Regions from separate parts of the Homo sapiens genome. Here region 1 is linked to region 2. Evidence: chromatin loops called from intact Hi-C (ENCODE). Cell type or tissue: MCF 10A. All regions are shown on one strand. Links, peaks and the distances in the headings refer to the core of each region. The heading gives the core; the rest is flanking DNA. Region 1 overlaps GUCY2C (guanylate cyclase 2C). Region 2 overlaps PTPRO (protein tyrosine phosphatase receptor type O).

Region 1 (11,726 bases), core at 1,579-9,578, 890 kb after region 2:
GACCTTTGTCTCTTTTTACAGTTTTTTACTTAAAGTCTGTTTTACCTAATATAAGTATAGCTACTCTTGCTTGCTTTTGGTTTTCATTTGCATGGAATATCTTTCCATCCCTTTACTTTCAGTCTACATATTTCTTTACAGATAAGATGAGTTTCTTGTAGGCAGCCTACAGTTGGGTCATTTTTAAAAATCCATTGAACCAGTCTATATCTTTTAAGTGAAAAATTTTGATCCATTTACATTCAAAGTTATTATTATGTAAGGGCTTATTCCTTTCATTTGATTAATTGATTTCTGGTTGTTTATACATCCTTTGTTCCTTTCTTTCCCTTGTTTTTCATTATGGTTTGTGGTTTTCTGCAGTGGTAACCTTTGAGACCCTTCTCTTCCCTCTTTGTGTGATTGCTTTACTAGTGGGTTTCATACTTTCATGTGTTTTCATGGTGGTAGATGACATCCTTTCACTTCCAGGCGTAGGACGCCCTGAAGCATTTCTTGTAGGGGAGGTCTAGGGGTGATGAATTTCCCTAGCATTCACTTGCCTGGGACAGCCTTTATTTCTTCTTCATTTATGAAAGATAAGTTTGCTGGATATAGTATCCTTAACTGGAATTTGGTTTTTCTTTCAGCACTTTGACTACCTCATCCCTTTTCTCCTGGCCTGTAATGTTTCTGCTGAGAAATTCACTGTTAATCTGATGGGGGTTTCCTTATAAGTAACCAGATGCTTTTTTCTTGCTATTTTTAGAATTTTCTCTTTAACTTTTGACAATTTGACTATAATGTGCCACGGAGAAGATCTTTTTTAATTATATGTATTTGGGGATCTCTGAGTTTCCTGTATCTGAATGTCTAAATCTCTTGCTATTATTTTGTTAAATGGGTTTTGTATTCCTTTTGTTTTCTCTTCGCCTTTTGGGACACCAAAAATTTTAAGTATTTAGCCACTTTATGGTGTCTATATCATGTAGGCTTTGCTCATTCATTTTTGTTCTTTTTTCTTTATTTTTGTCTTATTGGATTATTTCAAAAGACCTGTCTTCAAGTTCTGAAATTCTTCTGCTTGATCTAGCATATTGTTGAAGCTTTCCAATATATCTTGTGTTTTATTGAATGACTTCTTCAGTTCCAGAGTTTGTTTTATTCTTTTTTATGGTATCTATTTCTTTGGTAAATTTCTCATTCATATCCTGAATTTTTTTTATTTCTTTGTATTATTTTTCTGTATTCTCCCATATCTCACTGAGCTCCTTTAATATTATTTTTAATTATTTTTCCAGAATTTTATTAATTTCCTTTTCATTGGAAATTGTTGCTGCAGAACTACTGTGTTTCTTTGGAGGTATCATATTTCCTTGCTTTTTCATGCTTCTTGTGTCTTTATGTTGATATCTGTGCATCTGGTGTAACAATTACTTCTTCCAAATTTTAACATTTGCTTTCATAGGGGAGGACTTTTTTCCTGAAGATGTATCTATAGTATTGGTTGGGTGAGGCACTTTGGCTTTGATTCTGGGTGCATGCAGTAGTGTAGTCTCTACATAATTTACTCATCTGTGAGTGGGTCTGTTATTTCCCTAATGGGTTAGGATGTCATTGTTAGTGGAGGCAGTAGTGACGTTTTGTTGAAGACTGGAATGCCAGGTGGGCTGGTCCTCAGGGCCCCTTGGAGGCACTGGTGCCAGCATAAGCTGTCCTTGGGCCCCAGGACAGCTTATCTGGTACCAGCGTTAGTGGGTCTAGGCAGATCAATTCTTTGGCCTCCAAGTAACTTCCTCAGGTGCCAGCAGTAGCAGCAGTGGCCTAGGCTGGTGGGTGGATTCCCGGGTTCCTGGGCAGCAGGCATGGCATGAGTAGTGGAAGTAGCCATGATAGGACAAGCTTCTGGTTCCCAAGCAGTCTGCACTGGTGTTGGTAGTGGCTGTGACAGGCTGGGCAGGCCAGTCTGCAGGTCCACAAGTGGTATATGCTGGTGGGTACCAGCTGTGGTGGTAGCAGCAGGTTATGTGGCCCCCAGAAGATGTACTCAGGTGCCAACAGTGGTGGACTGGGCTAGGAGATCTCTAGGGCCCCTACACGGTAGGCTGAAGCACTGGGAGGGTGCAAGTGAGCCAGGTGGACCTGTCCTGAGACCTGTCTTCAGTCCCCACCCTGTGGTGTGTACAGGCACTGGCTTCAGTAGGCAGGGGTCATTCTCAATTTTTATAAGCTCAATGAACAAGGTGTCCATGCGGTATACTTACTAGACTTATAAATACCATCTAATGATTTAAAAGGAAATATGCCAACATCTAAAAAGAATAGAGAAATGTACTTCCACTCATTTTATCCTTCCTCTGAAGGAAATGGAGCAAAAGCTCTTTACATTTGCTTTTGTAATTGTCCCTCAAAAAGGCCTTGAAGCCCTGTGAAAAATTTCTAATTATTTTTCCTTTTAGCATTTTACCTGAGCCTTAATAATCCAAGAAGATAGTGAGTAAAGTATTTTAAGATATTTATGATCTTTACCTAAAACCATAAAAACCCTAGAAGAAAACCTAGGCATTACCATTCAGGACATAGGCATGGGCAAGGACTTCATGTCTAAAACACCAAAAGCAACGGCAACAAAAGCCAAAATTGACAAATGGGATCTAATTAAACTAAAGAGCTTCTGCACAGCAAAAGAAACTACCATCAGAGTGAACAGGCAACCTACAAAATGGGAGAAAATTTTCGCAACCTACTCATCTGAGAAAGGGCTAATATCCAGAATCTACAATGACCTCAAACAAATTTACAAGAAAAAAACAACCCTGTCAAAAAGTGGGTGAAGGACATAAACAGACACTTCTCAAAAGAAGACATTTATGCAGCCAAAAAACACATGAAAAAATGCTCACCATCACTGGCCATCAGAGAAATGCAAATCAAAACCACAATGAGATACCATCTCACACCAGTTAGAATGGCAATCATTAAAAAGTCAGGAAACAACAGGTGCTGGAGAGGATGTGAAGAAATAGGAACACTTTTACACTGTTGGTGGGACTGTAAACTAGTTCAACCATTGTGGAAGTCAGTGTGGCAATTCCTCAGGGATCTAGAACTAGAAATACCATTTGACCCAGCCATCCCATTACTGGGTATATACCCAAAGGACTATAAATCATGCTGCTATAAAGACACATGCACACGTATGTTTATTGCGGCACTATTCACAATAGCAAAGACTTGGAACCAACCCAAATGTCCAACAATGATAGACTGGATTAAGAAAATGTGGCACATATACACCATGGAATACTATGCAGCCATAAAAAATGATGAGCTCGTGTCCTTTGTAGGGACATGGATGAAATTGGAAATCATCATTCTCAGTAAACTATTGCAAGGACAAAAAACCAAACACCGCATGTTCTCATTCATAGGTGGAATTGAACAATGAGAACACATGGACACAGGAAGGGGAACATCACACTCTGGGGACTGTTATGGGGTAGGGGGAGGGGGGAGGGATAGCATTAGGAGATATACCTAATGCTAAATGACGAGTTAATTGGTGCAGCACACCAGCATGGCACATGTATACATATGTAACTAACCTGCACATTGTGCACATGTACCCTAAAACTTAAAGTATAATAAAAATAAAAAAAATTTTAAAAAAGACATTTATAATCTTTAAACAAAAACATCTTTTGTTCCTTGTGGGATAAAAATAGAAACATTTTCCTTCCATTTACAAAGACACTGCCAGATGAGTTTTATGGCCAGACTCTGCAGGGCATGAGTGGGTCATTTTTACCTCTCCCCTTCCCTTTCTTTTTCAATAGTAATAGTATGTTGAAATACAGCTTTCCGAAGTACAGCTGCTCCTAGCCCTGCCTTCTCCTCATTCCTTTCTTTCGTCCTGCTTTTCCGAATTCCAGGATTCCTCCACACAATCAGCATATCCTTTCTCAAGCCCTTTTTTTCTAATCTGAGTATATCCAAATATTAAAACCTTATTCACTAAAACAGCATCATCTTTAATTCATTTGTGTAGTTGGACAGTTCTGGAATTAGAAATGAGGAATAAAATTTCATGTCAAGTAACTGATTCCAACAGAATACAGAGTCGAAACTAGATCACTCAGCAATGCCCCAGAAACACCCAGTAGAGTCGTCTCTCCATCCATAGGGAATTGGTCCCAGGAACCCCTGTGGATACCAAAATCCACAGCGGCTCAAGGATCTGATATAAAATGGCATATCATGTGCATATAACCTGCATACATTATCCTATGTACTTTAAATTATCTCTAGATTGCTTATAATCCCTAACATGATGTAAATACTATGTAAATATTTGTGGTACTGTATTGTTTAGGGAATAATGACAAGAAAAAAAAGGTCGGTACATGTTCAACACAGACAAAACCATCCTGTTTTTTCCAAACATTTTCCATTCCCATTTGGTTGAATCCACGAATGCAGAACCCATGGAGACAGAGGGCTGACAGTATTTCACTCTGTGGCACAGGATCGGCCCAGTTTGCTGTTTCTGCCTATTCTGCTCTAAGGTAGTCAGCAGATGACTTACCAAGGCAGGAGCATCATCTAGTGGTGAATATTGGCACCACAGGCTATACCGCGGCTCTAGTTCCTTCCCAGGGAATTGTTCAGACAAAGTACAGGGACAGGGATTGCATCTAGTATCACTTATGATCTTGTTTTTAGCCGGAGTGAAAAACAAAGTTTATTTAAAACAAATGGTTTTCACCACACATTTTGATTTAAAAAAAAAAAAGCTGCAAACAGGTGGTAGCAGATGAGCAGTTGGGCTTCCTCCTGTCTCCCTACCTCTTCCTCCATACCTCCCTTTTTTCCATGTCACTTCTCTACTGCAGCTGTGCATTATAATCACCAAAGAGCTTAAAAATCTACCACTGCCCTTTGCCCATACAATATTTGCGACATACTTATACTAAGGAATTACTTATTGTTTATCTGAAATCCAAGTTTAACTTGATGTCCTTTATTTTTCTTGCTAAATCTGGGAACCCTACTAAGACCACTTCAAAATATATTAAATCAGAATGACTTAGGGTGGTGCCTGGGCATAAGAAATTGTGCAGATGCTCCCCAGGTGATACTATTGTTTGCTATAAGTTAGAACCATGGACAGTACGGCTTTTATTCCATTTGGAGCCATTTGCCTCATATTCACTGAGCCTTTGTTCCCCCACCAAACTGAGGGTTGGGCTGATATTTCTCGTGGCCCAATAACAAGATGCAGATGAACTGAGGAGGAAGAGAGTTTTTATTTCTGTAACCAGTTACAGGGAGAAGGCCTGAAAATTACATTTTTTTTCAGAGCTTATATACCTTCGAAGCTATATGTCTACATGTAAGTATGCATTCATTTAAAGACATACGTGATTAACTTCTTTTAATCTACAACTAAGGTCTGAGTCCTGAAGACCTTCTCCTGGAGCCTCAGTAAGTTTACTTAATCGAAGTGAGTCCAGGTGCTGGAGTGATTACCCTTATCTTGTCTCCTGCTAAATTACAGAGGTTTAGGGAGTTCCTTCAGACCCCCAATAAACTTCTTTGTGGAGGCCTGGGGAGTTTCTTCAGACCCCCAATAAAAGTTGTTTAATCCTAAATGGGTCCGGTTAAGAAGAATTCCTTCGTTATTTTGTCATGTTTTAAGGCCCAGGAAAGGCCTAGGCAAAACTCTTGGTGGGCTTTTGTTACATTCCAGCCTTTGTATAAGGGCACTGGCTTTTAATATTTAACTTAACCACTCAGTCAGTACTAAAACGGTTGTTATGGAGGCCTGCCACACCTTCACTATTTTTTTCTCTCTCCAACGTAAAACTTGCAAGCTCTTGTAAATTCACTTAGTCTCCCGTATCAACCCGGCCTCATCTAAATTGGTATCACATATTTCATTAATTTCACCCAAGGGAATAACTGGATAAGATAATGCAGGTGGTCATGCCTGAGACAGAAACCAGAGAGCTGGGGATCTCTTGTCCGCACTGAGTTGAAGATATTTTTAAACTATTCCTTGCCTTAATCACTCCCATCAATGAGAATAAGAATTCTCTCTTGATTTAGTTTACTATCCCCTTAGCTAATTTGCCCGTTTTTTTTTCTTCCAGGTGTACCTACTTGTAAAAAACTGTTGGGAGGAAGATCCAGAAAAGAGACCAGATTTCAAAAAAATTGAGACTACACTTGCCAAGATATTTGGGTATTGCTGAAATGTTTACTTTTATTCACTAATTGCAGGGTTTTAAAAAAATTATAGTTGACATTCAGTGGCACCTTAGAATGAGAATGTCTATTCCAGTGAAAAATCCCAGGTGGCAACCAACAACTGCCTCATAACATTAAAATGATATGGAGACTATTAGACCGTTTTCCCAGGGAAATAATCACTTGAAAAGTTACATACTCAAGGTCAAAACTTTTCTGATTAAAAAACAAACTTTAGCTGATTATAAATTTGTCTGTTAAAAATAGAGCTTCTGGGTCCTTCTGTGGGTAATTAGGATTTAGAAGTGTAGCGTGAGTCCTGAGAATCTGTAAAGCTCCTAGACAATTATTAACATCAGCATGTTCTTAGGATCTTAAAGTCTTAAAATCTCCAGCTTTGGCCCTAGGTACTTAAGACATGTCATGAATCAGAGCATAATTCAAGTTGGGGGAGAAAAGTACACAATTATCTGGTTGAGATTAATTTCTAGATACCCCATGTTTTCAGTTAATACACTGCAGAATGAGAAAAATAACACTGAATTAAGAGTTAGGAAATCCAATTTCTAGACTAAGATCTGATAAGAGTTTGCTGTGGGGCATTGGGCAAAACACTTACCCTCACTGGGTATCAATTTTCTTGTTAGAAAAATTGGATTGAACAAGATGATTCTTATGATTTTTTCCAGGTCTTTCTGTAGTTCTCATTAGGTCAAAAGACTCAGATACTTAATGAGACTAAAAGTCTAGAGCTGGAGGAGATGAGGTGGAGTGAAGTTAATGAACGTGTGGTCATTAATTAGTAGAACTAAGCTGTCAGTTGTGGGAATGGAGCAGGAAATAATAATTAATTCTAGCCCTTTTTTTTTCTCCTCGCTGTCCTGTCCGGATGAGACTTTATATGTGACTGATAAAATGTATGCTCATGAAGAAACTGGGTCCTTGATACTCAGCCTTTAATGTGTGTGATGGTTCTCAAACTTGGCTGCAGCTTGGAATCACCTGAGGAACTTTAAAAATACTGATACTGGGGTTTTACCCTAGAGAGGCTGATGTAATTGGTCTGGGGTACATACAGGTGTCAGGATTTTTAATAGCTCCCAGGTGATTAAAATATGCAGTCAAAGGTGAGCAACTGTTTTAATTGAATCAATTCATCCTAGAGTAAGATTATCCAACTTCATCTCTTACACCTGCTCCCACATCCATTCTACCCAACTAGACTCTGTACTGGCAGTTTCAAGTAAAAATTCCCTGGGGAACTTGTTAAACAATTCTGTTTCTTCATTCCAAGCCTAGCAATTTTCAGTCACATAGGTCTCGGGTAGGGCACAAAAATGTACTGGATTTTTAACAAACATCTCTCCCCATCCCAGGGGATGATGATGCAGGCCATCTTCTCCTGAGACCAGAAGTGATTGTTATTCTTGTAATAGTAAAATGACTGTGATTTATTCAGCACCTTCAATTGTGCCTTAGATGTTATGAACATTATCTCTGATCCTCACAATGCTAGGAGAACTCAATGTGTCTCCTCCCTGACCTCTGCACCAAGGCTTGTCATACCTCCCAGTGTCACACAAAGCTGTCATCTCACTAAGTCTCCTTGATCTGACAAAATAATCCAGAGTTAGGACCCTGGCTCTCTGTAATGAGGAGATAATTTAAGGCTCAGCTTGGCTTTTCTCAGTCCTTCTCCTTTCATTTATCACTTTCTTGACCAGCTTTTAAAAGATTTTCCTTCATTGCAAATTGTTTCTTTTGTATTTTAGAAAATACAAATAAGAAAGCAAGAAAGTAAAACGTCACCTGTTTCCCAATAGGTGACCACCAGTCTTCAAAAAATAAAATTGAGATTATAATTTTTGCTATTTTATAAACTGACTTTTTCGCTTAATAATACAGAGGGAGTGTCTTTCTGAGTATTCAACTATACTAATTTGTATTTTATGATACAAATTAGAATGTTAATGTTCCATTGTCCCATCATATTTTAACCACACTTTTGTTATACATTTAGATTATTTTCAAATGTTTGCTGTTGTAAAGAATACTGTGACTTTTTCTGTTGTTAACTCTAAACACATTCATGATTGTTTCCTTAGGATAATTCTCAGAAGTAGAGTTATAAGCTGATTGGTATATGCATTCTTAAAGCTTGTGACATATTTTTACCAAATTGCTCTTCAGGAAGGTTTTGTACTATATGTATTTCCTCCTTCTCCTACGTTGATTACCATCATTTTAACATTTGTTTTCCCTTTTTTAATCTTATTCTTGTCCTGAGGTTAAGTTGGGCTTTTTGTTTGTTTGTTTGTTTAAGACAGAGTCTCACTCTGTCACCCAGGCTGGAGTGCAGTGGCATGATCTCGACTCACTGCAACCTCCACCTCCCAGTCAAGCAATTCTCCTGCCTCGGCCTCTGGAGTAGTGCCACCATGCCCGGCTAATTTCTGTATTTCTAGTAGAGAAAGGGTTTCACCATGTTGGTCAGGCTGGTCTCAAACTCCTGACCTCAAGTGATCCTCCCGCCTCGGACTCCCAAAGTTCTGGGATTACAGGCATGAGCCACTGTGCCCGGATGAGGTTGAGTTTTTTTGTTATGTTTGTTGGCTTTTATTTTTCTTTGTTTAATTATCTGTTCATCATATTTGTCCATTGTTTTATTGGATGTTCATGTTTTCTTAATAATATATAAGAGCTCTTTATCTATTACTACCTACAGACTTTTTCATGACCAAAAAAATGAAAGCTATATGGATACCTTGATCCGACGTCTACAGCTATATTCTCGAAACCTGGAACATCTGGTAGAGGAAAGGACACAGCTGTACAAGGCAGAGAGGGACAGGGCTGACAGACTTAACTTTATGTTGCTTCCAAGGTAAGGCAAGCCTTGCTGATGTGGAGGCTGAAATCCCTCTAGCATTGCTTTTCATTGTATCTATATAGGATTTGTTTCCTTTTATATATTCTTCAGTAGATTATTGGTTTTAAAATGCACGTACTGCCAGGCACGGAGGCTCACGCCTGTAATCCTAGCACTTTGAGAGGCTGAGGCAGGTGGATCATGAGGTCAGGAGATCAAGACCATCCTGGCTAACATGGTGAAACCCCACCTCTACTAAAAATAATAATAAAAAAAATTAGCCAGGTGTGGTGGCGCGCACCTTTAGTCCCAGCTACTCGGGAGGCTGAGGCAGGAGAATGGAGTGAACCCAAGATGCGGAGGTTGCAGTGAGCCAAGATCGCGCCACTGCACTCCAGCCTGGGTGACAGAGCAAGACTCCGTCTCAAAAAAAAAAAAAAAAAATGCATGTACTTTGCTAAGCCTTGTTCCAGTTTGTACTCTACTAAGTAATGTTCTGAAGGTCACCCAGTGAATGGCAGAGCTGGGATTCTACCCAAGAAGCCCGAGCTGGAGCCCCTGATCTCCTTTAGTAACTCTGACCTCAAAATCTCAAACCTCTGAAAGTCAAATCACCTGCAAGAAAACTAGGAGGCGGATCACAGCTTGGGGGAAAGGAGTTGGAACACATTTGGCAAGTGGTGTCTTGCAACCTTGTGATAGAAGGGCAGAACCCATGAGCCCTCAGAGTGCCTGGGAACAGTAGGGAACCCTTCATATTCACTTCAAGGATGATAATTTCTATCACAGCTCCATAAATATTAGGTACATAATGCATAACTCCTTGCCTGATCTTTAATGCTGAGTTGTGACAAAAACAATATCCTGGTTATCTGGCTGCCTTCCCAGGGTTTCATTGGCGGTGGTTTTAACCATTAATGTCACTCAAGTGGTTTGAATCAGCTGGCTCACCATTTCAGCTTTTTTCCTAGCCTTAGTTCAATATGCCACTTGGACTACTAGTTGGTAGATGTTTTTATTGGATTTCCAAAGGTTATATCACACAAGTCTCTTGAAGAGCTACAATACACCATGGCTTCAGCACAACTCACTTTGGTTATTTATGTAAAAATTTTATGCGCAAGATAAAACTAAAACATGCATGAGCAATAACTAGAAGAATCAAAAAGAAATATGTGTAGCAAAGGGCAAATAAACTTAAGATTGCATGTAGGAACCAGATATCACTTAGACATTTATTTGAATAGTACCCCTTGGGGTAAATACATTAAAATAGAAGTTTCTTCTTTTTTATTTTTATTTTATTTAATTAATTAATTTATTTATTTTTGAGATGGAGTTTCACTCTTGTTGCCCAGGCTGGAGTGCAACGACATGAGCTCAGCTCACTGCAACCTCTGCCTCCTGGGTTCAAGCAATTCTCCTGCCTCAGCCTCCCAAGTAGCTGGGATTACAGGCGCCTGCCACCACACCCAGCTAATTTTTGCATTTTTAGTAGAGAGGGGGTTTCACCATGTTGGCCAGACTGGTCTCGAACTCCTGACCTCAGGTGATTCACCCACCTCGGCCTCCCAAAGTGCTGGGATTACAGGTGTGAGCCACTGTGCCTGGCCAGAAGTTTTTTCTTCTGGGAAGACTTTCTAAGAGATCTACTCTGTATACTAATTTTATCTATGTCAGCAACAACCTGTTATCAAAGCTCATCATGTTAACTCCCAGCCCTTCCTTCGTTTATTTACAACATGAGTTTCTCTCTCTGGATAACACACTATTTTCCAAGTGTAATAGTCCATTCTCACCCTATTATAAAGAACTACCCGAGACTAGGTAATTTATGAGGAAAGGAGGTTTAAATAACTCACAGTTCCACAGGGTGTTCAAGAAGCATGGCTGGGGAGGCCTCAGGAAATGTACAACCATGGTGGAAGAGTGAAGGGGAAGCAAGCACCTTCTTCGCATGGCAGGAAGAGAGAGAGAGAGCAAAGGGGGAGGTGCCACACACGTTCAAACAACTAGATCTCATGAGAACTCACTAACACAGGAACAGCAATGGGGAAATCTGCACCCATGATCCCATCACCTCCCACCAGGTCCCTCCCTTAACATTGGGGATTACAATTCAGCATGAGATTTGGGTGGGGACACGGAGCCAAACCATATCACCAAACTCATGTGACTTTTCAGATATAAGCAGTACAATGAATTGCAAATATGGCAGAATATCCAATTTTGTCATTGCATCTATGCAGCCTCCAAAATACTATGCACTTTATACAGGGCATGTCAAGAACAACCACTCCAGTCGTGTACCTAGGAATCCAAGCCACACCAAAGGAATGTTTTTCAAAGGTTCCAAGTTTTGTCATTGCACCAATTAAAAAGGTTTCTCCGGATACTCTGGAGGTTCTCCAAATGAGTGTTAGAAATCTTTGTGGTTGATTGGTTGTTTTCTTTCCGGGAGAGCCCACCTCCTTTGTTGCAGTCAGCATACCTCCAAATCTTCCCCATCTTCCTGAATATCCAAGGCCTGGGTTGTGCAGGGAGTGTAATGCAAAAAAAGACTGATGGGTGGGACTGAAGGCTTCCTGAATTCTAGCCCTGGCTCTGTCCCTAATCGGCTGTGGGAACT
Region 2 (11,726 bases), core at 1,782-9,781:
TCAGATTGAAGAACTCTCTTGCATTTCTTGTATGACAGGTCTGGTAGTGGTGAATTCTTTCATCTTTTGTTTTTCTGAGAAATACTTTATCTTTCCTTCATATTTGAAGGACAATTTTGCTGGATACATTATTCTTGGATGGCAGTTTTTTTTCTTTGAGCACTGTAAAAATGTTCTTCCTCATGGCCTGTACAGTTTGTTGCCAGGTGAATTGCAGCTTGTTTACCTGTTATTTGCTCCTTTTCTCTTGATGCTTTCAGGATCTTCTCTTTGTCCTTGACCTTTGAGAGTCTGAGTATTATACGCTTTGGGGTGATTTTATTTGAGTGGTATCTGTTTGGTATTCTCAGACCCTCATGAACCTGGCTATTTGTACCTGTCTCAAGTTTTGGAATGTTTTCTATTATTATTTCTTTCAGTAAACTTCCTTATTCAGCTCCCCCTTGAATACTAATAATTCTTATGTTTGATCTTTTAAGGTTTTTTTAATACCTTTTTTTTTTTTGACAGATTCTTGCTCTGTCACCCAGGCTGGTGTGCAGTGGTGCGATCTCGGCTCACTGCAAGCTCCACCTCCTGAGTTCACATCATTCTCCTGCCTCAGCCTCCCGAGTAGCTGGGACTACAGGCACCCGCCACCATGCTGGCTAATTTTTTTTTTTTTTTTGTATTTTTATTAGAGACAGGGTTTCACCATGTTAGCCAGGATGGTCTTGATCTCCTGACCTCGTGATCTGCCCGCCTTGGCCTCCCAAAGTGCTGGGATTACAGGTGTGAGCCACCGTGCCCAGCCTTTTTTTTTTAATATCTTATAGTCAGACTTCACTTACTTTCAGTCTTATTTTTCTTTTTTCTCCTCCAATGGTGTATTTTCAGATAGGCTTTTAGCTCCCTGAATCATTCCACTCCTTTGTCCATTCTGCTGTGATGTGTTTTTCAGTTCAGCAAACGTATTTTCCAGTACCAAGAATTTGTTTGATTTAAAAATTTCTCTGATAAATTTCTGAATTGCTTTTCTGTGTTTTCCTGGACATCACTGATTTTCCTTAAACTGTATTTTGAATTCTTGTTCAGAGAGCTCACAGATCACCATCTTGTTAGGGTCAGTCATTGGATTTTTGCTTTGTCCTTTTCCTGGGTAGCGTGGGCGGGTCACAGTTCCCTGTTTGATGTTGTTTCTTATGGGCATAGAACTATGTCTTTGCATTAAATAATTAACTATTTAGTCCACTTTCCTTTGTCTGCCTTGCCTTGTTTTGTCTTTTATTGGCTATGTTTGCCTAGCAAATATTTACCACTAGATCACTGCCTACATTTCAGCTCTAGGTGGCACCTTAAGTCCAGATTTGCCTTGGCTCTGCCTGTCCTGAAAAAGAAAGGTCTTAAAGGAATTATCCTGGCAGTGTGTCAAAGTTAGCTGGGGGGCTCATGCCCAAGGGACCTGTGAAATGTACCTCCTACAGTATGGTGCTGCTGAACAGCCACTCTGATTTGGTGTCTCCTTTGGCCAAGTTACAGAGCAGAGTTGCTGGGACTGGGAATGGTAGTTCCATCTCATCTCTTTGTTTCTGCCTATCCTCAAGCTATTTCTCCCTTCAGGCAGTCACGATGCTTCCTGTGGGTTAAGGCAAGGACAGATTTCCTGCCAGGGAGCCCAAGATAGTGGGGAAACTAGTTGACTACCTCAACCTCACTTTTTCCAGTGTAGAAACATGAGTTGGCAGAAGATTTTCTGCACACTTGTTGCCAGGCAGAATCGCGGGGGAGGCGTCACGAATGTGGAAGCCTGATTCTCCTACCATCTGCCCAGAGTATTTTCACTTCTCTATGGCTCTGGAATCGGTCGCATCCTCGTATTTGAGTTCTGGGTTGTTGCTGGTGAAAATCTCAGAGTGTATATTTGCTTTTGGTTTTCTGTTGGGTAGAGGGGAGTGAAGCCAGCTTGCTTCTATGCTGCCATTTATAAACTTTTGGTGTGTTGTCCCTACTTTAATTAAAATTATTTCCATCTTTCTCTCATTATATGAAAATATATCTCATCTTTTAGTACTTATTTTAACTCTAGTTTTTATTCTAGTATCTACCTGTATCTATGCTTGTTTAGTTATTTGTTATCAATTTATATTAACTTGTTCATTTCTTTGCTTATTTTTATACTTCTTATATGAAGGACTAATGATCTTTTTATTTCTTATAAACCCCAACTTATTCATTTTAATTATATCTAGGCATCAGGTAATTTCATTATGTCTTTTAGAGTAGTTGTGTCTGACCATATATTTAGGAAATCCATATTATTTTATTATAAATTAGTTTCTTTTTGTCTTGATTTTATTCTGGAGTTGGGAAACTATATAAAATTTAAAAAATCAATATGTAGATTTTTAAATCCATTACTATTTAAGATATTAAAGAGAGCATTACATAATATTAATATGAAAATAGAATGTTGTCTTATAGGGTTGTGAACACTGCATTAGATAATCTCTAATGTGCTTCCATCTCCAAAATCCTATGACTACCTGGTTTCTTTAACCTTACAAAGAACAGCGAACACCACTGTTTCCCAGAACAGTATACAACCCACTCACAGAAACTTGTACCAAGTTGAACATACCCTTTTGCTAGTACAAATGTCTATTTTCTACTCATAAAAAATTAGCCATTTTTCTGTTATTATTTCATTGAATTGAGGAGCTCTTGCTGAATCGAATGATGCAAACATTAGTGATTATTTCACACCCATCTCTGTGCACTCTTCTTACCTAGCTTGACAAGGCGGAGCATGGAGGTATTACTTCCTCTTTCAGTACAAGCAGTTACTGAGAGGTTATAGATGTCGCCTGGAGGCAAGCTGAGAATTGCAGTCATGACATTGCGTGTTACCTGCAAGATCATCAAAATCAAGGGTTTAAACTTTTAGTGAATGAATCAGTGCACCACCCCAAACAACTAAAGGACTATAGCAGACACATTCCCTCTCTGTTCTATGCAGCAGTCTGCAATTGATTATATTATAGATACGTTATATCTTCTGAAAATTTTATAAATTCCTCAGCTGGGCCCAATGTGAGGTAGCCTTAATAATGCATTATATACATCAGAAAAATTTTGCAATGAATTCCCTTATTTGGAATGGGTCTCATTCTGACATTTTCTCACATATTGATAACAGGTTTTAGAAAAGACAATTACTGAGTTGCTACTGATATGTACATTCTAAGACGTTCAAAAGAAACCTACCCATATCTGTAGACGTGTGGCTTCCTACCTAACAGCCATTGTTATTTCCCATCCTCTCCTACAGCTAGAGGGGATGATGTGACCCAGCTCTGATCAGTGGATTGTAAGTAGAAGTCACATGGACAAATGACAGTTCAGTTCACATCCTGTAAGTGCTGGGCTTCCACATCATCCCTTTTCTTTTCCCCTTCCTGCAGGCTGGAACATGCATGTAATGGTGATAAAGCTTCCTCTCTAGAGACAAGGACTATGCATAGTGGCAGATGGAACAACAAAACAGAATTTGCCTCCCTGGGTGACCCCTTAAAGCAGAAGTGCCTGGTTAGTCCTGTGCTATCATGGGAGAGGTATAAACTTCTATTTTGTTTGAGCCACTCTCTTTTTGTTTGTTTCTTTATTACAGTAGTTTAGTCTGTCCCCTTATCAATAAACATCCAAAAGCGTATTTTGGAGAAAAGAAATCAGTAGTCCCAAGGTCCCCAAATCTTTAGGTGTCGGTGATATATGGGAAAAAATGGGAAACACGTTAATTGTAGTTTTCTTGAAAATGTTTGGCATCCTGAAGAAAAAGCTCAAATCATAATTCTAAATATAAATGAAATCAATAGTTGGAGCTCTTACATCTCACTGTTAAAGATTAAACGGTAAGCTCTATGAAAGGAAGAATTCAATTTTTGTTCACTGTCTTATCTCCAGAGCCTAAAACAGACAACTGGTATGCAAACATTTGACGTGTCAATAAATGATTGCTTAGTGGTTTTCAATAGTTCATAAAACTAAATTTACAGACACACAATGCTGGCATTCAAAGAAACATACACTCTTTTTAATTTTCTTTTTTCCTTCTGCAACCACCATCCAGTGAAGCATTCTAGAATGGGACAAGTCCGTTGTATCATCCCCATATGTCCAACTGATATATAACAGACTGTTGAAATATTCCACAGAAGTGATTTCCGGAGCCACTGGGGCTACAAGGGAGAAACGAGGCACAATTTAGTATAATAGATGGATAAATAAAGTACTTACCAGCAGAGCATGAAATCCCATATAGAGTCAACTTAGCGAATTAGAATTCACAGCACACGATAGTCCCGGTAACTTCAGGACCTCTCAATAACAGTGAAGGATGGTGATACAGGATGGGCACTTGTTTAATGGGATCCCACATCTTGTATATCTAAGATACAAGACCCCCAGACCCATCTGTACCTGAGGATATCAAAGTCTTTTGGATAAATGTCACCATTACAAAATTCCTAAAAAGTTCACTTGTTTGGGTATATTTTTGTTACATCAACCAATTAATATTAATAGGTATCAGTGGAGTTATTAGCCAAGTAGGATTAAAAAACTTAGAGTCCTGCAAACTAAGTCTCTTTCATTTACTTGCAGCAAAGGTGTTTATGGGAATAAAGAACAGTAGGATACAAGGGTAGGAAGATAGAAGATCATAGTACTACAAGCAGGATAGAAGACAAATGTTATTTGCATAAAATAACAAGACATTATTTTTGACAGTGTCTAGCCCAGTGCTTTGCAGAAAACAGGCTCTTAATAAATGTTGCTGAGTGAGTAGTGAGAGAGAGAAAGAAGGGAAGAACAAGTTTTTTTTTTTTTTTTTTTTAGCCACGAAGCTAAATTCTAACACTGAGCTTGCTACTTTATCATCTTATGCATTTAAATTTTTAAAAATTTAAGCAGGGAATGCCTGTAATCCCTGCATTTCGGGAAGCTGAGGTGGGTGGATCGCTTGAGTCCAGTTCAAGACCAGCCTGTGCAACATAGCAAAACCCCATCTCTACAAAAAAATTAGAAGATTCAGCTGGGCATGGTGGCACACCCTGTTGTCCCACCTACTAGGGAGGCTGAGGTGGGAGGACTATTTGAGCCCAGGAGATCCAGGCTGCAGTGAGGCATGAGCCTGCCACTGCATTCCAGCCTGGGTGACAGAGTGAGACCCTGCCTCAAAAAAAAAAATTACTTTTATTTTATTTTATTTTTACTTTTGAGGCAGGATCTCAATCTGTCACGCAAGCTGGAGTGCAGTGGCGCAATCTCAGCTTACTGCAGCCTCGACCTCCCAGGCTCAATCATCCCTCCTGCCTCAGTCTACCAAGTAGCTAGGACTACAGGTACAGGCCTTCATATCCAGCTAATTTTTATATTTTTTGTAGAGACAGGGTCTTTCTATATTGCCTAGACTTGTCTTGAACTCCTGGGCTCAAGCAATCCACCCATCGTGGCTTCCCAAAGTGCTGGGATTTCAGGCGTGAGCTTCCACGCCCAGCCAAAAAACGTAAATAAATAAAATAAAAAATTTGCCAACGAGGGAAGAGAATTCATCACAAGCTTTATACTATATAGGCTCTGAAAACATTTTAATTACCTTTTTAAAGTAACTGCTAACTCTGATTATTTTAAAAAACAAATACACAATTGAATTTAAATTCCAGGTGTATGTTGGTTTGAAGACAGTCGGTGTTCCATTCTGAGATACAGCACAATGTCAACTAAAATCTATGGAAATTTTCTATAAAGAATCATTTCCCCTAATGTGATGCTAATACTTACAACAAACATTCATAACTAGCTATGCTTTCAAAATTATTCACTGAAGAATTTGTAATATATGAAGTAAAAATGCATTTGTTTCATGTGAAATACGAGTAGCACTTATATAGTATGCTTAGCAATAAAATCTTGAAAGATCATCAATGCATCTAACAAGTAACACAAATCTACATCATATTTCAGAATATTCTACTAAAGGAAAATAACCTTGGCTTCCTTATAGCCTCCTAATATATTCCAACATATTTCGTCATATACAAGAACCTATGCATATATTTCTTCAAAGGGTATTTTCTCATGTCCTAATTTTAGTGAGGAAAAGAAACATCTTTAAAATTGCAAACCCAGAAGTATATATCTTTCCTCTCACATGTCAGATTTTTATTTCCATGTTGTTGCTTTAAAACCTAGCATATTGCTGGAAGGCCACAAGATGTCACTATTTGTTTATTAATACTTTGGCCCCTCCGCATAATTACTATGATTGAGGGCTAGCCAACTGAATTGCCTAACAAAGATGGTAGACTTGAGTTCCTAATAAATCACACCTAATTCAAATATTTTGTTCCTATTTTCTTTTACACCACACAATTTGGAAAATTCAAAGCATAGGAAAGTTAAGCATGAGATTCTTATTTGCTTTAAATAAGAAGGTAAAAAAAATCACACACACACGCGTTTTTACTTTATATATTACAAATTCTTCAGTGAATGATTATTTTTGAAAGCATACCTAGTTATGAATGTTTGTTATAAGTATTAGCATCACATGAGAACTGTCGGGGGGTGGGGGCAAGGGGAGGGAGAGCATTAGGACAAATACCTAATGTATGCGGGGCTTAAAACCTAGATGACAGGTTGATAGGTGCAGCAAACCACCATGGCACATGTATACCTATGTAACAAACTGCATGTTCTGTACATGTATCCCAGAACTTAAAGTAAAAGTAAAAAAAAAAAAAAGAAGGTTAAAATAAAACCTACTAGAATTTTCAATATGTTTAGAAAATAAGTATAAAAAAGACAATAATCTATTATAATAGTGACTTACATTACATGATTTAATTCTCACACATACTGTGAGGTATTTATTATTATGTATTTATTATTATTATACCCATTTTATAGATGTGAAAATTGAGACCATCTCTGTCAATATGCTGAGACAATACCTGTAGACTGCTGGTTCAGCATCACTTATTTATTTGACCCAGGAAAAGATAGAAAATCATCAACATCAATACATTGGTGACAACAGACTGCTTACCAGGTAAGTAGCTTGTCTATTAACCATAGTTTATTGATCCACACTTGCTATGTCCATTTAAACTGTTATAAACTATGCCCAATCCTAGTCAGTTTTCCATCTTGAAAGGCATACCTTAAACCACTTGAGCCAGGAAGCCAAATCCTATTAATATTTCATTTCTTTTGTTCCCCCTTAAAAGACAGTGCAAAGACTGTCAGGGTGGTGTTCAATATATTAAGTTTTGCTCTACTAATCAGTTGTCTCTAAGTAGGCTTTAGTGCCTATTTAGCTGACATTTTAGGGGGTTCTACCGGTGAGAAAATAGAAGCCCAGAATCGTTAAGATAATTCAAAGTTTGACAGCTGGAATTGAGCAGTCCCAGGTTGAGATGTTACATCTGAGCTTTTTCCAGACAACTGTCCTGGTGAGAAGGAAAGAGCATTCTCAGAAAGTTTACATCAATATAGTTAAATTATAAGAATTATTGATACAGTGAAGTTTACTTATAATTAAATATGTGATTATCATTATAGGCAAAAGACTAACAGCGCTTGCCAAGTAACTGCTATTTTCTCCTTTTTGGGTATTCTTTCAGTTTTCTGCTCTAATATTACTATTAACATCTGGAACAAAAAGTGCTCTGGATATTGGCTAGTAAAGAAAAGAGACATGCTTATGTAAGTTAATTGTGTAAGAATTCACAGATGATTGATTTCTTTCCACTTTTTTTTTTTCTCATACATTTCAACAGAGTAAACTAGATGTCTACTGAGGAAACTATTTGCCAAAATTATTCCTCTAAGCGGTATTTTTCTCCTCTGTTTTCTCAGGACAACTCTAATTACAACCTTGTCGTTCGATAAAAGGTTCTTGAAACGTCTTAGTTCAAACCACAAGGGTTAGTGTTTCTTTGATGAATTTCCCCTTTTCATTGCTATCTCTGACTACTGATGATGCAACTACATAATTTAAGGTTTCCGAGGATCTAAGACTAATTGTTTTTTAAGTGCTTAAACTTTGTGTCGTGTATTTTGCAAAGTAGCTTATATAATAATGAAGTTGTAATAAATAATAACAGATAACTGATACTATTATCATCCCCATTTTCCACATTAAAAAAAACATATTTAGAAAAGTTAACGTGCTCAAGGTTATATGTGGTATGCGGAGGGTCTATTCAAATCCAGATCTACCTGTCTCTAAACCCTATTTTTTAATTTCCACAAGGGACCCTACTACAGTCAGCCTATGACTTTAAAAATGGCTTAATTAATAAGAAAATGGAGGCACTCTAACAAATATAATCATCATATGGGTAAAATCAATCGACTGTGCAGTGTGAAGCTGATGGCTGTGCCTGCCATATTTCTATTCTAATCAATCCCAGCCGGAGAGTACATTAATCAAGGTCAGTGCCTCAGAATAAAAATAAGTCAACGGTGGTAACACAAAATAAAAATGGTATTTTGATTTCTAAAGATTATCAACTAAACAAAATAATGAATGATCAGAATCAATATTATCTCCCATGAAATTGATGCTCACCCAGTGCTGGGTGAATGACTGGCACTTTCTAGAGATTTGGAACCTTGGTAACTCCTCACAATAATGCTCTCTCCTTGTGGAACTGTTCCCCACACATGCCTCACCTGTTATGAAGCTGATGGTAGAGCTGTCACAGCAGCTCAATTCTGGATCTCCCCACGTCACCATGGTAACCCGGAAGTTGTAGTACCATGCTGGCAGCAGATTAGCTATTCTCTGAATGAGAAAAGCAAGCAAGGAGACAAAAGACTGTGGGAGAAAGTACTATTTTTGGAGTAGACTTACTTTCATAAAAAATTAATAAGTAATTTTAATTTTCCTTTATATTGTCTTTTTGTGTTTCCTAAATTTACTATAATAAAATATTCTTTCTAGAATGAAATGAGACATAAAGTAAAATACAAAAATATAAATTTTTAAAAGTGATTTAAAGATATAGAGCCAAAGATTTCCAATATTTGTTTGATTTTGCAATTTCCTAATATTACACATGCGAAACAGTCCTTATTTATAAGTGACTGTACATACATTTCTCCCTATTTCTAAGACAAGTAACCTCTCACAACTCAGTGTTTTTTCAGTGTAAACCACGAACAGGAGTCCTTCAGAGTCTTCAACTGGGTAGAGGGTAATTGTGTACTTTGTGAATAGCCCATGGGTAACCCACACTTTTCAAAATTATCTCAATTTCAGAAAGAGCAATTTTTACCTGTTTTCTTAAAAAACATCCTCTAAAAGCCTGACATTAGAGGTATTTAATTGATCTGTAGATGCCATGAAAAGTCATCATTAAAATTAGGCAGTGTCAACTAACTATGGAATGCCAAAGGGAAATCTCTTTGTGTTCCTCCCCAGGATCCAGGAGAAGCAGTAAGCACTTGATTGCTCTATTCTGTGCTTAGGAAAAAATGTTGATTAACAAATACATTCAATTAGAGTTGACAGCTAGCTTCACACAATTATCTCTTTCTCTCCCTCTCAAAACAAAAGAGAATCCCAAAACCTAAAAGCAAAAACAATGAAAAAAACTTGAAAATAGCCATACCTATGTGATATGGTTTGGCTGTGTCCCCACCCAAATCTCATCTTGAATTCCCACGTGTTGTGGGAGGGGCCCAGTGGGAGATAACTGAATCATGGGGGCAGGTCTTTCCCGTGCTGTTCTGATGATAGTGAGTAAATCTCATGAAATCTGATGGCTATTGTAAGGGGGAGTTTTCCTGCACAAGCTCTCTTGCTTGGTGCCATCCATGTAAGACATGGCTTGCTCCTCTTTGCCTCCCGCCATGATTGTGGGGCTTCCCCAGCCACGTGGAACTGTAAGCCCAATTAAACCTCCTTCTTTTGTAAATTGCCCAGTCTTGGGTATGTCTTTGTCAGCAGCATGGAAACGAATGAATACAGTAAATTGGTACCGAGAGTGGAGTGCTGCTGAGAAGATACCCAGAACTGTGGAAGCAATTTGGAACTGGGTAACAGGCAGAGGCTGGAACAGTTTGGAGGGCTCAGAAGACAGTAAAATGTGGGAAAGTTTGGAATTCCCTAGAGACTTGTTGAATGGCTTTGACCAAAATGCTGATAATGATATGGACAATGAAATCTAGGCTGAGGTGGTCTCAGATGGGGATGAAGAACTTGTCGGGAACTGGAGCAAAGGTGATTCTTGTTACGTTTTAGCAAAGACACTGGCAGCATTTTGTGCCTCCCTTAGGGATTTTGGAACTTTGAACTTAAGAGAGATGATTTAGGGTATCTGGCAGAAGAAATTTCTAAGCAGCAAAGCATTCAAGAGGTGACTTGGTGCTGTTAAAGGCATTCAGTTTTAAAAGGGAAACAGAGCATAAAAGTTTGGAAAATTTGCAGCTTGACAATGTGATAGAAAAGAAAATCCCATTTTCTGAGGAGAAATTCAAGTTGGCTGCAGAAATTTGAATAAGTAATGAGGAGTTGAATGTTAATCCCCAAGACAATGGGGAAAATGTCTCCAGGTCAAGTCAGAGATCTTCATGGAAGCCCCTCCCATCACAGGCCTGGAGGCCTGGGAGGAAAATGTGGTTTTGTGGCCCAGGCCCAGGGTCCCTGTGCTGTGTACAGCCTAGAGACTTGGTGCCCTGCATCCCAGCTGCTGCAGCTGTGGGTGAAAGGGGCCAACGTAGAGATCAGGTGGTGGCTTCAGAGGGTGCAAGCCCCAAGGCTTGGTGGCTTCAGAGGGTGCAAGCCCCAAGGCTTGGCAGCTTCCACGTGGTGTTGAGACTGTGGGTGCACAGGAGTCAAGAACTGAGGTTTGGGAACCTCCACCTAGATTTCAGAAAATGTATGGAAACACTTGGATGCCCAGGCAAAAGTTTGCTGCAGCAGGGCAGGGACCTCATGCCCTCTGCTAGGCAATGTAAAAGGAAATGTGGGGCTGGAGACTGCACACAGAGTCCCTACTGGGGTACTGCCTAGTGGAGCTGTGAGAAGAGGGTCACCATCCTCCAGACCCCAGAATGGTAGATCCACTGACAGCTTGCACTGTGCACCTGGAAAAGCTGCAGACACTCAATGCCAGCCTGTGAATGCAGCCAGGAGGGGGGATATATGCTGCAAAGCCATAGGAGTGGAACTGCCTAAGACCATGGGAACCCACCTCTTGCATCAGCATGACCTGGATGTGAGACACGGAGTCAAAGGATATCATTTTGGAGCTTTGAGATTTGACTGTCCCAGTGGATTTTGGAGTTGCATGGGGCCTGTAGCCTCTTTGTTTTGGTCAATGTTTCCCATTTGGAACAGCTGTGTCAATGCCTGTACCCCGAGTGTATCTAGGAAGTAACTAACTTGCTTTTGATTTTACAGACTCATAGGCAGAAGGGACTTGCCTTGTCTCAGATGAAACTTTTGACTGTGCACTTTCGAGTTAATTAGTTAAGACTTTTCGGGACTGTTGGGAAGGCATGATTGGTTTTGAAATGTGAGGACATGAGATTTGGGAGGGGCAAGGGGCAGAATAATATGGTTTGGTTGTGTTCTCACCCAAATCTCATCTTGAATTCCCAAGTGTTGTGCGAGGGACCCTGTGGGAAGTAACTGAATCCTGGGGGCAGGTCTCTCCCATGCCGTTCTTGTGATAGTG

The links. A loop is a pair of places that touch in the nucleus more often than their neighbours do. Peaks named below come from ENCODE experiments on the same cell type or tissue, not always from the same donor. Only the 100,000 strongest peaks of a DNase experiment are listed, where the experiment ranks them.
Region 1: it touches region 2 in a loop (8-fold over the local background); 4 of 110 quality-filtered maps call a loop at or near these places.

What each region holds. Positions count from the first base shown.
Region 1 is chr12:14,623,143-14,634,868 of GRCh38, reverse strand. It overlaps GUCY2C (guanylate cyclase 2C), which reads left to right. Exons shown (of 27, transcript NM_004963.4): 20 at 6,132-6,223; 21 at 8,954-9,112. Among named protein-coding and RNA genes, the nearest start is that of GUCY2C-AS1, 37 kb to the left of the region's middle. In MCF 10A, for the core only: a CTCF peak has its summit at 4,583 (motif pointing left); a DNase peak (open chromatin) is centred at 4,588.
Region 2 is chr12:15,517,302-15,529,027 of GRCh38, reverse strand. PTPRO (protein tyrosine phosphatase receptor type O) reads right to left here. Exons shown (of 27, transcript NM_030667.3): 10 at 8,716-8,827; 11 at 4,063-4,214; 12 at 2,766-2,886. Among named protein-coding and RNA genes, the nearest start is that of PTPRO, 200 kb to the right of the region's middle. RefSeq lists enhancers at 2,673-2,742, 2,271-3,470. In MCF 10A, for the core only: a CTCF peak has its summit at 6,248 (motif pointing right); DNase peaks (open chromatin) are centred at 2,817 and 6,277.